Linked DNA regions of Homo sapiens: region 2 is linked to region 1. The links are chromatin loops, found by intact Hi-C in ENCODE. Cell type or tissue: IMR-90. All regions are shown on one strand.

Region 1 (2,500 bases):
TTTTCCACGGACAAAGATCAGCAATTTGTTTTTAAAATAAAAAGTCAATGTTAAAGTGAAGTTGGCATCAGGTAATTGAGATGCTATCAGGATCCTGAGTGGGGACTGAACACATGCAACCACACAGTGTAGTATTTTTAGGCAATTGCTCACTCATTTGAGAAAACACAGTGGGTAAAACTGTTTCCCTTGTGGTGACTGTTGGACTTCCTGCATTTTCAGAGGTTTTCTGTATTTTCATAGGAGTCCCATTTCCTTTTAAGAACCAGATTGCCAATGCCCCATTAGTTAGCTTTCCACTCCAACAGGCCGCTTGCTCTTTTGCCTTTCCCTCCCCTTCTCTTTTAAACCAATTAATTAAAAAGCTTTACAAAAACAATACATGCTAACGTGAAAAATTAAAGCAGTATAGAAAACTACAACACAAAAAGGAAAAGCTCCTCTGCCCTCAGCTCCTACACTCCTCAGAGGTGGCCATCATGAACATTGGCTTCTTTCTAGAACTTTTCCTGCATAGACAATCAGAGAAACATAGATTGATAGACTGATTTATGCAAAGATGGCTGAATAATGATGTTTAATGCTCTGTTACTTGCTTTTTCCTACTTAATTTATGCTAGACATGATTTCACAGCAGTTGTCAAGGAGGTCTATCACCCTTTTCAACATTTGCATTTTTTCAATTATAAATAAAAAATTAATTAATTAAGAAACACTTGCATTTGGTTCTACTGTAGAAGTGTACCATCATTTGTTTAACCAATATTCCACAGATTGACTTGTAGATTACTTCAGAGGTCTTAATATTAAATGTTCCAGTAAATATCCTCAGGCATGTGTTTTTGAAGAACAGGGCTAGTGTATCAACAGGAGATTGTTTTATAGGTCTTTATAAAATTAAACTGTTTTCACTGGTATAAAAATTTAATAATTGTCAAATAAAATGTTGCTCTTTTAAAGTTTCTTCTCATTATCAAATGACGCTTTTTTTTTTGTCTTGGTCTTCTATAAACCTGCCCTTAAGCTGTGACAAAATTAATTTAAAAAAATCGATGTTGGTCCATGGGATCCATAAATTCTTTTTATAGATCGTTTAACAGAATTCTGTGTCGTGGGCGAGGCTCCAGGCTGGTGTGCAGCGGTGCGCTCCTGGGTCTGTGAGTGGGCATTCCTCAGAATCCCCACAGCCTGACCTGCTGCCCTTTGCTGGTTTCACTTGAAGCTATTATTCCAATTGACTCACTCTTGGCTGACATCTGGATGCGTTTTATAACAGACTGTTTTCATAACTCCACAAAAAGGTTCTCAGGATTAATACTTGTTTATTTTCATTTTCCATTGGACCTTAAATTAGCTAGCAGCCAATACTGGCACAACCCCTTACTGGAAGCCATTTTACCTAAGTGGAGGGGATGGCAAATCCATCCAACCTTGGGTTTTCTGTTGCTTTAAAACCTCTTGCCAACCAACTATTCCAGAGTGGCTGTCAAATCAACCAATAGCAAAATATTTGGGAGTATTTGTCAGTTAGCTGGGGTAGAAGCAGCCAGATGTGTGGATAGGTCATACAGTTACCTTCCCCGTGTAAGTTGGGGCCAGGGTAACCCATGGACATGTGTGCATGTACAACACAGGTGCATGTACAGCCAAGCATACAGGTGCCAAGATATTTTATTGGGATATTATGTGTTTTCTTCTCTCTGTTGTAGGTATTTTTTTTTCCTCTCCCACCTGAAAATTTTTTCTTTGCTTTTTGAGATTGTACTTTCAAAGACATTCAAGACACCCAGATTTTAAATTCAGGGTGTTAATCCAGGGTTTTGTTTTTGAAGACCTGGGATCATTGAAGGGATTAAGTTAGATTTTCCTAGAGGAAAGAGGCAAGTGACTGCCTTTGAATTTAAGGATTGTCTGTATACGTGTGTGTGTGTCTGTGTGGTGGAGGAGGGGGTTGTTTGCCCTTTAACATTTGTTCTTTTAAGGTTTCTTCTCATTATCAAGTGACACTCTTTTTTTTTTGTTCTATAAACTTACCACTGAGCTGTGATAAAATTGATCATTTAAAAAAATATGTGTTGATCTGTTGTGATCTATAACTTATTTTCTTATAGATTATCATGGGCACAGCTCAAGGCTAGTGGTACAAGAGCACCCCTTCCCAGCAAATTAAAAAGCCTGTTATTTTTGCAAAAGCATTAGAAGCTTTCAACAATGTTGTCAAGAGCCTTTCTTAACTCTTTGGTGACTGGTCTGAGTCAGTCACAGGTGGAAGGTGTGATGTGATCAGACAGGCCCTGACATTTCTTGTGAACTCATGAAATCCTGCATCTTTTCCAAATGTGCAATTTTGTTTTTGAAATTAATTTTTATTATCTTCACATTGTGTTGGATGATCAGAGGATTATAATTATTCCCTGCCCCAGGGGAGAGTATTGCAAAGGTACATAGGGCATGAACGTGGGGAGGGCAAGAAGTGTGCCCAAAGCGTGCTATAGCACAG
Region 2 (2,500 bases), 500 kb after region 1:
GGTAAAGATGGTAAATTATATATGTAAAAATTAATTTAATTTTTAAAAATAACAAAAAATAAATACAAAAAAAAGAGATAGCTATTCCCACAAGAAAAAAAAGTTAGAAAAGTATTCTATATAGGAAGAGATCCAGGCCAAGCATGATCTTTTCTAGGGTTTATCAGTATAAATCGAGGCATGTATAAAAAAAATTTCTAGGGTAGTCAAGATTTTACTGTAAAGCCAGTAAAGGGACTGAAATGCAACCACCAAGAATATTAAGGAAAAGAAAGGATTAAATTTGATTATTAGTAAATTAGAACAATTTACTCCAGGGAGGCTGAAAATGGATGAAATCGCTCCCTTTGCCCCTTTAAATATCACAAAATATAATTAACTTGGATTCAAATGCACACATCAAAAAGCAGGAGCATTTATGAGAGTTGTGTGATGGGATTTGATGTGAAAGGAATCCATATAAAATGTTCCTTCCCCAACCACTGGGCCTGGAGGACATCAATCAGTCCCATAGTGATGGTGCCATCCAATGCCGGGGATAAGAGATCACACTCAAGGACTCACCATGCTTCTCAGAGGACAGGTCAGAAAGTTCCCCTGCCTTCCGTGTGGATAGCAGTGTGGAACTTACAAGTTGCATTACTTTACAGCCGCTCTTTTGTTCCCACTCATTTTAAAGCTATGAAGGAAGTTGAATGAGGCAGCCATGGTTTCAAGGAATTGGGTGACTTGCCCAAGAGAGCAGAGAAAGTCACTAGTGAAATTGACCTTAGTTCCCTTATGAAGATCTTCTAGCCTGGCAATAGCACACACTGATGCTGGACTTGAAACTTGAGCAGCAGGGTATGAGCTGAGTCACAATGTTTGGCACTAGTAAAAGGCCAGCCCACAGAAGTTGGGATGCTGAGAAGAATTGGAGAGTGGGGCAAGGGAGAAGAAAAGTAGAAGACAATGCTAAGAAACTAATAACCTCTTTTACAAAGTGGAGTGTTGAGAGTCTGTCAAAAGTTGTCGTAGTCCGTTTGTGTTGCTATGAAGGAATACCTAAGGCTGGGTAATTTATGAAGAAATGAGGCTTATTTGGCTCATCGTTCTACAGGCTGTACAGGAAGTGTGGTGCTAGCACCTGCTTCTGATGAGGGCCTCAGGAAGCTTACAATCATGGCAGAAAGTGAAGGTGGAGCAGGTGTGTCACATGGCGAGAAAGGAAGCAAGGGAGGGGAGGAGGTGCTAAGCCATTTTTAACAATCAGGTCTCATAGTAACTAACTGAGTGAGAACTAGAAGAGTGCCCACAGGAGGGCACCAAACCATTCATGAGGGATCCATCTCATGACCCAAACACCTACCAGAGGCCCACCTCCAACACTGGGGGTTCACATCTCAACATGAGATTTGGAGGGGACCAACATCCAAGCTAACTCAAAAGTAAATGGAAATAGAAAGAAAAGGATGAGTGTATTATTTGAAGTTACAATATTATCAAGAGAGATGCTAGAAATAATCTAATTCTCAAACATTTCAAAGAACAGAGGCGGGAAAGGTTTGGTTGTCAGGCAAGCAAATCTTCTATATGCTTGACGCGATGTGGATAAATAGGTCAACAGAGATAAAGCATTTTATTTAGAACTGTGGGATAGGCCTCAGGACAATTACTAAGAGGAATACTAAAAAATCTCTGTATTGTGGTTCTGGGCTGGGGTGGCATCTGGTGAGAGGCTGCTCTTTCGTATTATAAACCCTTTGTAATATTGTATTTGATTTGTTGCTATGAATGTCTATTACTTTAATTTAAAAAATGACACAAGATCAATTTTCTGTATTTCCAGCATAGAGACAGTTGCTGTCTTTTCATAAAGAACGTTTTAAAGAGAAATCCCTACAGAAATAATAAATAACATGCTTGTCATTCCTGACTCCCAGGGTACATGGTTGCTTTAAAACATAGGTTTTATTCATTTAGGTGTGGCAAGGCCAACAGATAAGGAGGGGACTGCTGTTGAACAGATAGTCTGTCATGCACAGATCTGGAGAGGAGGTACATGCCTTGCCATGGGGGCCACGCTGTGCCATGGGGGACCACATGGGGAAACTCCAGTGTTGGTTAGAAGTGTGGGGGGAACTGTAGCAAGAGCCTTTAATGTGGTTTTTGTGAGAAGGAACCAGCAAGGCAGTACAAGTAGACTTAGAATGGACTACTTTGAATAATTTTAGTGGGCTCTGGACACAGGGGTGTCATGAGTTGCCTGGTGCCTGGCCCTGGGGTGATTAGGGCAGGTGGCCGTGGCCCAGAGGGTGAGAGCCCAACGGAGGAGGTGGTTGGGAGGGCTCTGGAGTGGTTGGTTTGCATTGGAAAGCTGTGCTTGCTGAAGTCATTTACCATCTCTAGGGACTGGCCAGCCTGGGAGGGGCAGTCCCTCCAGGCCCAGCAAGGCACCGAGATTTCTACACCTTTTGAAATAGTTTAGTCAAAAAGCACCCAGTGTCTATTTCTTGCAACT

Evidence for each region. Peaks named below come from ENCODE experiments on the same cell type or tissue, not always from the same donor. Only the 100,000 strongest peaks of a DNase experiment are listed, where the experiment ranks them.
Region 2: a loop joins it to region 1, with 2.1 times the contacts of the local background. A loop is called at or near these places in 3 of 110 quality-filtered maps.

The regions. Positions count from the first base shown.
Region 1 is chr10:43,808,172-43,810,671 of GRCh38, forward strand. All of the region lies in intron 2 of LOC105378275 (a long non-coding RNA gene), which reads left to right. Among named protein-coding and RNA genes, the nearest start is that of LINC02658, 31 kb to the left of the region's middle. In IMR-90, no CTCF peak of the experiment used is centred here; a DNase peak (open chromatin) is centred at 1,250.
Region 2 is chr10:44,305,691-44,308,190 of GRCh38, forward strand. All of the region lies in intron 1 of LOC124902544 (a long non-coding RNA gene), which reads right to left. Among named protein-coding and RNA genes, the nearest start is that of LINC02881, 14 kb to the left of the region's middle. RefSeq lists an enhancer at 1,965-2,174. In IMR-90, a CTCF peak has its summit at 1,326 (motif pointing right); a DNase peak (open chromatin) is centred at 831.